Linked DNA regions of Mus musculus: regions 1 and 2 are each linked to region 3. The links are chromatin contacts, found by Hi-C or POLR2A ChIA-PET in ENCODE. All regions are on one chromosome and are shown on one strand. The core of a region is the stretch at or near the end of the contact, and the rest is flanking DNA. Distances in the headings are between cores, read along the strand shown.

Region 1 (4,148 bases), core at 1,142-3,641, 55 kb before region 3:
TCAAGAGCGCTCTCGGGCCCACGGTCATACACCACGCAGGGGTAGAGGACCGTGGAGCGCCAAGTAGCTGGATAAGGGGGTATTTAAAGGAAGAAACCACAACTCAAGGAGGTGGGAAGGGCGTTGTTGGAAAATACCAAAAATACCAGTTAAGAGTCACAAGGAAGTGCAAAGTTACAAGAGTCACAAGGAATACCTGGTAATTCTGAGGGTTATTTCTCAAGACAGTTTCTAAGAGCCCCTAACAATAGCACCTTTGCATAGCGGTTCCGGTAATGGTCAGGATGACTTTCTTTGAATGAATACTCCTTGAACCCAGGAAGTGGGTGGGTGGAGGGATGTCGATATCTGTTTTATGATTAGCATACCTTGGAGCATTGAGCCACAAAGATCACATTCCCAAGCCTGGGCCCAAAGGCCTAGAATTCTGTTTTTACTACTCTTTCAGTGTTGTAGTGACCCCAACCATACAATTACTTTTGTTGGTACTTCATACCTGCAATTTTGCTACTGTTATGAATTAAAATACAAATATCTGATATGCAAGGGTTTTTTTGGGGGGGGGGAGGGGTTTCGAGACAGGGTTTCTCTGTGTAGCCCTGGCTGTCCTGGAACTCACTTTGTAGACCAGGCTGGCCTCGAACTCAGAAATCTGCCTGCCTCTGCCCTCCTGAGTGCTGGGATTAAAGGCGTGTGCCACCACGCCCGCCCGGCTTATGCAAGGGGTTTTGACGCACAGGTTGAGAACCATTGCCTTAAAGGACTCTGTGTGTGTGTCCATCCGTGTGCCTGTTTGTCTCACATGTACACACACATGCTTTTTGAAACACTATGTTTAAGCATCCCTGTTTTTTATTCTACTGGGTTATTTATTATCCTCCATTCTTTAGTCACCAAGCCAAGTGTCTTATACAGGTAGCTCTGCTGTAGTTGTAGTGTGCTGGCAAGAACCCTTTCCTCCTGGCTTCTGCACTCTCTGGAGCCTGTCTGCACATGTTCTCCTCGGAACTCGCTGTTTTCATCAGCCTATCTCTGAAGTGTCCTCTCCTATGAGGAGCCGGCTTCTCAGGTGCCCCAGAAACTCCTATAAGGAAGTAACATAGAGGTGTCATCATGTCTCCTACCCAGTTGCCAGTGCCCATGGTGGAGGGAGACAAGCTTGCTCGACAGTGGCACAGATTAACTGTAACAGCAATGTGGCAGTCCTCACGGACACTGCTGGTGTGTACTCTAAGTGCCTGGGCATTTTACTGTAGCTCAGTGAAATCCTGCCATAGGTCAGCACACACGTCCCAGGGCACAGACACACTCCCCTAAGGACAGCACTGCCACAGAGGATAAATGTCTCCTGGTATGTTCCCCAGGGTCTCCACAAGTGCCTTCTCAGGCCACACAAGCTGACAAGGCAAGCCAGCCATTTTGTTCCCAGCTTCTCGTGTCCTTTGAAAATCTTGGTCAAATACTGTCACAAATAACTCAAGCTTCACACATGAGGAGCCGACGTCAGGACACCATTAGCCCCTGCCAGGGCTAGGAAGATGCTCTGCCCAGGCTTCTGTTTTATGCACTGCTAGTTCCTGTCAAAATGTAGACAAGCCTAAATGCTGGGGGCTCTGCCTTGCGTCTAACCCAACACAGCCTCTCCCTTCTGACTTCTGATTGCAAGATTCATTTTCTTTTCTTCCAAGCCGCATTTCTCGTGAAGATATGCAAAGGTAGACTCGAAAGTGTCAGAAATAACAAATCACAGGGGCTGGGGCCATGTACCAGCTGTGGATGGCTGGAGCACAGGGACGGCTCCCTTCTTAGAACCAGGTAGAGAAGAGGAGCTGTGAGAAGCGCTTCCGTTTTCCTTACCCCATACTCACCACACAATCACAGGCCATGTGGTTGAAGACCAAGGCCCTTGGGCATCTTTGCCACATCAAGAAGATGGCTGAGTCCACAGCAGTATGAAGTGAATCCCATCAGCACCCAGAAGAGATTGGAAGAGAACTGAATCTCAGGTGAGGCCACGACCTCAGCTAATGCTGAGGGTGCAGCCTGGAGGACCTTGCAGGGAACCCCAGCGTGGGGATTCTCTCTCTCTCTCTCTCTCTCTCTCTCTCTCTCTCTCTCTCTCTCTCTCCCTTCTCTCTCTCTCCCTTTCTCCCTTTCCCCTCTGCATGTGCAAGTGTTAGTATGGACATAGGGTGTGTGCAAGCCTAAGTGCACACTGGCTGCCTTTCTCAATCACTTCCCTACCTTATTTTTTGAGACAGATAGGGTTGCTTGCTGAATCTGGAGCTTACTGATTGGCTAGTCTGGTTGCCAAGCAACCCAGGAATCCTCCTATCTCTGCCTCCTCACCTGGACTTGGCTTTTTATGTGGATGATGGGAATCTAAACTCAGGCTTGCTACCCTGTACCAGCTGAGCCATCTTCCCAGCCGCGATCGACAGAGATTCTGAGCTAATAAGCCACTTGTCTCTGCTGACTCTGTGGTGGCAACTTGCGCTGCCTCGGTGGGAAGGACCAGGACGAGTGAGTGCCTTCTGTGCCTTCTGTTGCTTCACACAGCAGTGCCGTGGGAGGGGTGGAAGAGACTAAGGACAAAACTATCTCTCAATCGTGGGCAATCAGGTTCCTCAACCTCCACAGGAAGTTCTAACTCTGCATTTTGAGGCTCCCCTGGTCTCTAGTCTCCTGTCTAGCTCTCTCCTGGTCCATCCCTGGCCATCTTGTCATACTCCTTACAAGGTCCAGCAGGCCAGGGTCATGTGTGCTAGGACCCAGAAGGATGAACTAACCGAGCCTGCATTACTATGGAAACATGACACCAAGCTGAGGGTGACTCTTGGGGCCAGGAAGGCTCTAAGGGACACTTCTAGTCCACCACACCGGCACTGTCTGTCTGACCTCTAATTAGGGCCATATGACCCAAGACGTCCAGAATTCCTCCGCTTCTGCATCAGGGTGGCCAAAGTTAAAGAAATCCATCTGAAACTACTTACTATAACAACAGCAAGGCTTGGGTAAGAATCAGACCTCAAAGCCTAAGAAGGGTCTACCGGCCTACACAGTCCCACAAATGCCAGGATGGGTGAAGGAGGCCAGAACCCGGAAAGGGTCGTGAGTCTGATGGAGGGATAGGAAAGCAATGAGGTTTTCTGTGGAACTGGCTGTAGCTGGGTATCATGAGGGCCAGGTGAAGGGCAAGTGTCAAAGGTGGGGTGGGTGGGAAGTGGAGGAGGGGGGAAGAAGGTGAACAAGAGGCAGAGGGGACAGAGCAGCAAGAACATGAGAGAGTGCCCGCCATCCTCGCCCTGGCCCTGGCCCTGGCCCTGGCCCAGGCTGCCCTGAGCTCTGCTTCGTGGAGGTCGCAACCTTCCCATGGGTTCCAACCCAACCTTCAATCTTCCCTGCTGTTGCCATGGAGGGGGGGGGTGGGTCTCTTTGTTATAAAAATCAATCACAACACTTCCTGAATGAACTTCTCCAGCAGCGCCCAACCACCTACAGGTCACAGCCACTCCCATCATCCAGAAGGCCTTGGCTCCACCACCTGGGGACACTTAGGTGACTTCAGGACACCTGACTGAATGTTCTTACATAACAGGAAGCCTGCAGAAGACACTCAGTAGAGCCGGAGCTGACTCCCCTTAAAGACTCTCTGCAGCCCTCCCTCTGCAGCCCTCCCTCTGCAGCCCTCCCTCTGCAGCCCTCCCTCTGCAGCCTTCCCTCTGCAGCCTTCCCTCTGCAGCCCTCCCGCTTATGGATTCATCACCATAAGGGCACAAGCTCATCACCAGACGTCAGTTGTGCATTCCAGGCAGAAAGAAGCGATTCAGAGCACCACCATCAGTATGCCCTTCATCTGGGGTGCCCGCATGCTGTGTTGAAGACCCCACACACACACACAAAGCTTGTCTTTGGTAAGAACTGTGTCACATGGCTCCCCTGGCTGCAGAAGATATGGAGAAGAGTATCGTCAACTTTCCTAACTGTGGTAAACTGCCAAGGAGAAGAGGGCTGGGAAGGGCCCCACCGAAGCCAGTGGCCTCTCACGGGTACAGGTCCTCTTCAGTTGTTGGCTCGATAATCGGCCTCCCATTTATAAGCACTCTGTGCCCCCTTAGTTCTCAGCCTGGAACACTCTCCCATCCTGA
Region 2 (4,220 bases), core at 229-2,728, 41 kb after region 3:
TACATGCATGGCTATTCAGGAGCCGCTCATCTGCTGCACGCTGAATCCTCTGACGTGTGTTTCACCATATTATAACCATGCCCTTCATTTGCAAACATTTCCGCCTGGCTGTGCCTATGAGCTGCAGAGCCATCGGGTTCGAGAGTCTACTCGATGCTAACACAGCCTCCCATTGTGCAGCCTACTTCTCTGCAGCTTCTCCTGGCAGAGGCAGAATGCTGACCCCCTGGCACCGCTGAGTGCTTTCCCTCATCAGTCTGAGATGCTGGAGTGGGTGTCTCACTATAGAGCCCCATCTCCAAAGGCACGGAGTGTGCATTAGCATGGTCTCCTTGGGAGAGGGTTATTTTTGTCTCTCGTCTTCAGGGATTGGTCCAAAATAGGGGAGGCAAGTATCAGGAGTACAGGAAGAATCAATGTCTCCAGCTCAGCAGAGAGCTGCTCAGAATCGTATTGTTACCATCTCCGCTATCACCCGGTGCCCCTGCAGCCCCAGAGTTCAGATCTAGTGGAAGGGAGCTACTCTTGGGCACAGCACCGAGCCCAGTACTGGGATCTTTCTGTGAGATTTCTCACCACACATTCCACGAGACAGACCTCGTTGCCATAGTTACCGGAGGATCACATGATAGCCTGGTTACTTAGATGTGTAGGAGAACAGATGAAACTGAGGGGGGCTTGGCGCAGCCTCGATGCTTCGCCTCCTAGCTGCGTGCGCATCCTTAGCCAGGCTCCAGGACCTGCCCCACTTACCACTTGCCTGCTCTAGGGGTTAATGGCCACATCATACATTGCTTTCACAATGAGATCGTGCCAAACGTCCCTCAAGGTCCTCTAGTTTCAGGAACCTTCTCTCTCTTCCTAGCCCCTTCCTTCCCTATCCCCTCTGCCCTGCAGAGGTGCTATAATTAAATAGCTGAGTGTGTGTGGCAGGGCCGGGGGTGCGGAAGAGCATGCAGCCCACAGCACTTGGATAACCTCTTCTCTAAACTCTGAGGCTGGCATGAGTCAGGGATTTAGAAGCTGTGATACAGCAGGACACGATGCTTAACGGGGGTGGAGAGGGAGTATGGATTTGTCCTGATGCTGAAGGGACTAGGTGGGGGGAGGGGGAGATCTCGCTTTCCTGAGCACAGGCAGAATGTGGGTAGGGTGGTGTGGATGGACCCTCAGCCTCAGAATTCTGGTAATGGTTACACTCTGAGCATCTCTAATGAGGAGTGGTGGCTACGGCACCCTGACAGTTCCTTCCTATAGAAAGGCCATGCCCGGGCAAAGCTTTTGGAGGGGGAAGCTCTGCTTTTCTCCTGGCCTTCTCTCTTCCCTCTGGCCTTGTGACCAGTTAGGGCATAGTCACATGTCAGCCTGCTGTGAGAGGTTGGTGAGTGGGCCCACCTAACAGCAGCATCTGCACAGTTCCCAGCACATCTGTGGGCCCAGCTCACACAGTGTCTTTCCAACTCATCCAACTCTCCTTGGCCAGCGTCTATAGATGGACCCAGGCCAGGAGAGTTAGCCAAGGCTCAGCCTGAAAGGAATTCTGTCCTGGCAGTGCTAGGTGATTCAAAGAACATTTTTTGGGTCCCTGCCTCAGAAAGCAAAGTATATTTAGAGGAGAAGAGTCAAATAACTTCGCAAATGTAACTAGATTTACAGGATTCACAGAACAAGGGCTGTAGTGACAAGAAGAGATTACTCTAAAGTGGACAAAGGAAGATGGAACCTCAGATCTCAGAGGTTTGTGAGACTGTCGAGTCAAGTGCAAAATATAATAGAATTTCTGAAGTTTTTCTAGCATAACTTTTAGTAAGATATGCTTCTGTCTTCCCTTTTATATGTATTAAATGTACACAAGTCTATCAGGTAGGACCAGACTGGGATAAGATTAATATACAAGCCGGGCAGTGGTGGCGCACGCCTTTAATCCCAGAACTCGGGAGGCAGAGGCAGGTGGATTTCTGAGTTTGAGGCCAGCCTGGTCTACAAAGTGAGTTCCATGATAGCCAAGGCTACACAAAGAAACCCAGTTTCAAAAAAACAAAACAAAAGATTAATATACAAGATGACAATGACTTAAACGAGAGTTTATGTCACCTAAGTGGAGCCTGGTAGTGAGCTGCCCAGAGCTGGTACGCTGTCTTCTCTGATGCTCTGACACCAACGTGTGGTTTCTGCTTCCTTATCTAAGGTGACTCTTGTGGTCCAGACAGTATGTCTGCATTCTGGGCAGCAGCAGCAGGAAACAGCTGCACACCTTCAGACAGGGACACTTGTGAAAAGTGGAAAATCTCACAGAAAGATCCCAGTGCTGGGCTTGGTGCTCTTCTCAGGCATTTCCACAGGGCAGAACTGATTTTTACGGACACAGCTAGCTGCAAAGGTTTCTGAGAAATGTAGTCTATTCTGATATGCCTTGTATCCACTGGGGAATGCCACACCAAGGAACTAGGAAAAAAGGGACCACGGGATGTTTTTACCACCGAATTGGTAGATTGGCCCATGAGTGTACTTACAGAGAAATAAATGCACGGTTGGAGCACAGCTAAAACCAGTTTTTGGCAGTGAGTTTAAAGATCATTACTATGGATCATATAGCTCTGAAACATATAATTAATTGAATAAAGGACTGTGGATGTCTTTTCATCATTTGCCATGGTTTGGAAAAACGTCTCCCCAAATCCCAGATGTTAAAGGCATGGTCTTTCAACTGTGGTGCTATTGAGAGATGGTGTAACCACTAAGAGGTGGGATCTAGTTAGAGGGTGTTGGGTCATTGAGAGCTTGTCTTTAGGACCCTGGCAACTACCTGCCACTCTCTGTCTACTTCTCTCTGCCATGTGCTCCCACCAAAACTCACTGTCTTCATATATTACCCAAAGATAATTGGGGCAATGTACCAAGAACAGAAACCTCCAACACCGTGAACTAAAATAAAGACTAAATTGACTTCTGCAGTACTTGTTACAGCAAAGGAATGCTGTTTAGCTCAACACCACTTGTTGTTTTCTTGCTGAGCAGTATGGGCAATCCACATGTGGATGAATCCCTCCCTAGCCCTCAGCCATGCAGCTGCTGAGACAGGGAACCATGGGTTCTAACTATTCTTAGTAGTCAGCTCATCTTACTCATGGACTCTGAATTGGTACAGGCTATAGAAAGCTGAACCTAGACCTGTCTTTCACTCTGAAAGAGCAAACACTTACCATGAAGCTGAGAGGACATGAAGGAAGAGGCTGTCCACATTCTGATAGGCTGCTCTGGAAATACAAATGAGACTCACACCCAGAGGAGAGAGAGCCACATAGCAAGGGGTGGGTCCTGTGATGTCAGGGAAGCTCATGTGTCCAACTATAAGCACAGACAGCATTCCTCAAGAACCGCTTTGGACTCCATGGGTGCTCTCACTCCTACCCTTGCCTAGAACTGGCAGAGCAATGCAGTGGACAGAACAAAGGACTGATGAGTTCTAAGTGCGCACGCGCACACACATGCACATAGCACACATACACACAGCACACATGCACATAGCACACACACAGCATACATACACATACACACACACACACACATACCCCTTCATGAGACAGATACTCCACTTATGGTACTCTAAGAGTTTGTGGTGGTTTGAATAGAAATGGCCCCATAGACTCATAAGAGTGATACTATTAGGAGTGTGCCCTTGCCGGAGTAGGTGTGGCCTTGTTGGAGGAAGTGTGTCACTGTGGAGGCAGGCTTTCTGGTCTCATATATGCTCAAGTTATGCCCAGTGTGACACAGTTTCCTTCTGCTGCCTTCAGATCAAGATGTAGAACTCTCTGCTCTGTCTCTAGCACCATGCCTGCCTGCATGCCACCATGCTTCCTGCCATGACGATAATGGACTAAACCTCTGAAACTTTAAGTCCATTTGAAACCAAATGTTTTCTTTTAGAAGAGTTGCCTTGGTCATGGTGTCTCTTCACAGCAATGAAAACCCTAACTAAGAGAGTTGAAGGGTATCTGACCCACCACATAGACACACTCTCCCTCTACAGCACCTCAGACAGCAGTTCCCTCCACAGCACTTCCATTAGCCTATGTCAGTTGGGCAATGGTCTTCCTAGTTGCTGAGATCCAAGATGGAAGCATGACTGAGCTGGGTAAGGTGGGTAAAGCCTAGTTCAGAATCCCGCACCCTCCCTGCTAAACCGACATCCGCATCCATCCCTCCCTCCCTACTTC
Region 3 (3,929 bases), core at 475-2,974:
GAGGCATAGCAGGAAGACATTGTGGAGTTTACTGCTGTGAACTCGGATTCCCCCAGGGAACATCTGTAAGTATCCTCAAAGACTTTTACTTTTCCTCAAGTGAAAATGGGGTGCTATTGGCCCCAGCCAGAAAGAAGGCAGAGCTACCACTAAACACCTAGTGACTCCCCATAGACCCCGGTTAACAAAGTCCTGTCCTGAGAGAGAGAACTAACTCCAGCTACAGCTTTTGTCAGGTTCCTGCAGGAGATATGAATTAAAAACTCAAGGGATACTAGCTTTTGAGTATTCCCCCAGGCCACAGGACAAAAAGCAACAAACCAATCCTACTTCACAAGACTTCAGACACCACCTCACCCCTGCAGATGTCACAGTCTAGTTGCAGTGTCCATTGTCATTCATGACTAGACAAACAGCTCTTTGTATTTCCCAAGTCTAGATCCTCCAAGACTCTCAACCCAAAAGGCAGATTAACACAACAGTAAATGTGGCCACCATTAATAACTATGTTATAGCTTCTTGACATGTCTGTTCCAAACCTGTCTCTTTAGACACATTCTGTTCAATATTGTTTTTTCAGCACTTTGTTGGTCACTGGCTATACAGTAATAAAAAGGAGATTACAGATTACCATCAGCAACAGTAACAAAACTTAAACACGTAACTACATTTTAATAAAGGCTTGTGAGCATAAAGTGAAATGAATCAAAGATGAGCCCACTTCAATCATGGCCCAGCTGCGTTGCACCTTTCTGGCTATTTTTAACAATACTGTGACAAGGTTATCATAGTACAAGTAAAGTAGACTATGCTCATAGTCAACGAATTCTCTGGCTACTGGCAGGCAAGTTTGAGATTCTGACTGGGCATGGCGACACATGGTCATGTAGCTCCTGTGGAGGTGAAAGGGTTCAGTTCTAGGACAGACTGAACCACATAGTGGTTTTAAGGCCACAAAAGCAGTATACCTATAACCTAATTAGATCTAATGGGGAGCAGCTTGTTGCAGGTACAGGGCAACAAATGCAGAGATTTACAACGCCATTTCTAACCACCACTAGATGTTAGAATTGCAATCGCTCTTAATAAGGTATCTGAAGTTCACAACGTGGTCTAAATCAAGTGGAGGCGGGGAACGACCTTTTATTCTTTCCCCAAGTATTAGCAATCCAATAGCCAGCCTGCACAGGCCAAGCGAGCACGTTAGGATTTAGCCGATTTTTCAGGCTCAAGTCTCCATCTATGTGAAAGTCCCTAGTAAGTCAAAATACCCTGAGCACGGAACCAGTGAGGGAACAATGGCAGCGAGTCTGGCAGGGGGTCATGGCCGAGCGGCGGCCACGCGGGGCCCCGGACGCGACTCCCCCGCCGCTCCGGCTAGCGCCTTACAGGGCTCCCGGCTGGCCAGGGAAAAACGAGGGCGGCGGGGCAAAGGCCAGGCCGGGTGAGTGAAACACGAAAGAGTGACTGCTGAGCCACTCGGCCGACAGCCGCCCGTAGACCGGAGGTCACACACCGCAAGGGCAGGGGGACACGCTGAGACGACACCGAGAGAGCGGGCGGGAAGCAGAGGGGCGGGCGAGGGCCCCGCAGTTCCCGTCTTAGGCCCCGCCCCCGCGCGCTTATGTAACAGGGGAGAGCTGCCATTGGCCTGCAGACCGGAAGGACGCGGGCATGCTAGAGGGGCGGGGCAAAGCCGCCGCAGGAAGGTGAGGGGCGGGACCGCGCGGGCAAGCAGGCGGCGCTGAGGCGACTGGGAGTGCGGCGCGGCGTGCGCGGGCACGAGCGACGGGCCTGCCTCGGGCTCAGGCGCGGCGGGCGCGCGCTGCGGCGGGTGTGCGAGGCGCGGGCTGTTGTGCTCCCGGCTCTGCTCGGTCCTTCCTCTGCGGGTGGCGGAGGCCCCAAGCGGTGCGGGGCTCGACCCTTCCTTCCCTACTCGTCCTGCCCAGCTCTTCTCGCGCTGCGCGGTCTCTCGGACGCCAGACCGGCCCGGCCCGGGTAAGCGGCGCCGCAGGACGCGGGAGCCGGGGCGGGAGGCACGCGGCGGCGGGAGGCCGGGGCGGGCGTCGGACTCCCGGCGGAGCGGGCGCGGGGCTGAGGGCCGCCGAGGCCTCGGGCGGGCCGGGCTGCAACCGTGGGGTTGAGTCTGCCCACGAATGGCTGTTGAGAGCTGGGATCGTGCCGCGGAGCCGACCTGGGCCCCTTGCTCTGGCTGGTTGCAGAGTGTGAGCCCATTTCCTGGCTCCCCGGCCTCAGAGTAAGTTGTTTCTCTTTAAGCGGCCCCTTAGGGCCTCCTTCTCAAGAGTCCTGGTATTCCAAGAACTCTTCCTGGTTCGTAGCTCATTTGCAGCCTCCTGGGAAAGCTAAAACTTTTATTAAAAATCAGCTGGTAACTGTTTGCAAACGATTTATTGCCTTTCAGTTTGTCCCACTTAATCAGGGAGCGATTTATACGTAAGATTTTGTCAAAAACTCGATGAGCTGGTCAAGAGCAAATTGTAAGTTGAACTGTCCGAAAGCAGGTGGTTGGATCGTTTGCACTTCTGCTTTCAGAAAGGAAATCTGTGCTGTCAGAAGTTAGGGGCCTGCCCCGCTCAGCTAGCCTGTTAGAACAGATCTCCTTTGCCTAGTGTTACATTTTGTGTTTATTGAAGCGTTTGCCTTTTTGTAACCGTTGGTGGTGGTAAAGAAAATGGGTTAAATCTTAGGTGTTCTGTTGTGTTTTAGGAGAAGCCCTAAACGCAAAAGTTAAAAAATAGTTTTTGCTTATCTGATGGCATTGTTTTTACAGCACGCTTCATGAAAAGGTTATCAAAGTAGCTGCTTTAATTTCTAGATGGCAAGGAAAGTTCTGGAATTACTGATGTGAGGTTCTGTAACTTAAGCATAAAACCCTTAAGATCTGTTCACCAAGTAATTCACATACATAAGCCATGCTTTATGGAAGAGTTAAGATGTTTTAGACAATCAGAATGATCTAGTAAAGATCTGATACTAAGACAGGGGGACATTAAGAGTGTTTTCAGGACTGGAGAGATGGCTCAGCGGTTACGAGCACTGTCTTCTCTTCCAGAGGTCCTGAGTTCCATTCCCAGCAACCACATGGTGACTCACAACCATCTATAATGGGATCTGATGCCCTCTTCTGGTGTGTCTGAAGACAGCGACAGTGTACCCATATATATTAATTTTTTTTTTTAAGGAATGTTTTCAAAGCATTGGTGTTCATGTATTGAAGACCCACCATCAAAATGTACTTTTAAATATGCCATTGGAACATGGTGAAGTGACACAGGCCTTAAAATCCCAGCCCTTAGGAGGCAGAGGCAGGCAGATCTCTGTGAGTTCCAGGCCAGCCAGAGATATGTAGTGAGACAACCCCCCAATATACTATTGAAACTTAGAGAATTGATACGGCATTGGTTTAAAAACACAAAAATGAAATATAATTTTCATGACAAACAGTTTATATTTGCCTTGGGTGGGAATCGAGTTCATATATTAGGCTGGCATATTAAACATTCTCATGGTTGGTGAAAGACTGGATGGACTTCCAGTTTGCTACGTAATACTAGTGGGAATGTGTCCAGTACGTGTGTGTTTGTTTAGTTTCCATTGTGGTGGGGGATGATGAGGAGAGCTTGATTGTCACTGAAACACTTTTGACTTTATATCCAGTAGCTAAAGAGAATTGCAGTCAGAAAAGGCCAACCCTCTTCATAGTACGGTCCCTTGTACATTCATGTCTTTTAGTAATTTCAAAGTTTAAAATGTAATTACAGTGCTAGTCAAAGTGGCATTGGACCTCATTTTAATGTGCTTCAAAGCACTACTCTGGTAGATGCTGGGTGAACAGGTTTAATTTGTGCTGTCTAACCAGAAGTCTGGTTTTAACAGGAAAATAATTCTTTTAAGTGACAATTGTTTTA

The links. A loop is a pair of places that touch in the nucleus more often than their neighbours do. ChIA-PET counts read pairs that join two places held with the same protein, here RNA polymerase II (POLR2A).
Region 1: POLR2A ChIA-PET joins it to region 3 with 94 read pairs in embryonic stem cell. The contact joins the enhancer-like site here to the promoter of Zfp706 in region 3. POLR2A ChIA-PET finds 5 or more read pairs at or near these places in 5 of 5 experiments (Patski and embryonic stem cell).
Region 2: a map of left cerebral cortex shows a loop between it and region 3 (4-fold over the local background). The contact joins the enhancer-like site here to the promoter of Zfp706 in region 3. A Hi-C loop is called at or near these places in 3 of 37 maps with a recorded cell type or tissue (gastrocnemius, left cerebral cortex and regulatory T cell). POLR2A ChIA-PET finds 5 or more read pairs at or near these places in 3 of 5 experiments (all embryonic stem cell).

Annotation. Positions count from the first base shown.
Region 1 is chr15:37,061,044-37,065,191 of GRCm38, reverse strand. No RefSeq gene overlaps it. Among named protein-coding and RNA genes, the nearest start is that of Gm34724, 17 kb to the right of the region's middle. Within about 2 kb of position 2,391, at least 1 of the 3 ENCODE cell types and tissues checked has a DNase peak (open chromatin) inside an H3K27ac peak, as active enhancers do.
Region 2 is chr15:36,963,929-36,968,148 of GRCm38, reverse strand. No RefSeq gene overlaps it. Among named protein-coding and RNA genes, the nearest start is that of Gm34590, 28 kb to the right of the region's middle. Within about 2 kb of position 1,478, at least 1 of the 3 ENCODE cell types and tissues checked has a DNase peak (open chromatin) inside an H3K27ac peak, as active enhancers do; it is left cerebral cortex, where a contact is called at or near this core.
Region 3 is chr15:37,005,197-37,009,125 of GRCm38, reverse strand. It overlaps Zfp706 (zinc finger protein 706), which reads left to right and starts at 1,724. Exons shown (of 4, transcript NM_026521.4): 1 at 1,724-1,998. LOC115488529 reads right to left here and starts at 3,420. Exons shown (of 2, transcript XM_030248876.1): 1 at 3,416-3,420; 2 at 653-2,270. The coding sequence starts at 3,420. The coding sequence ends at 1,322.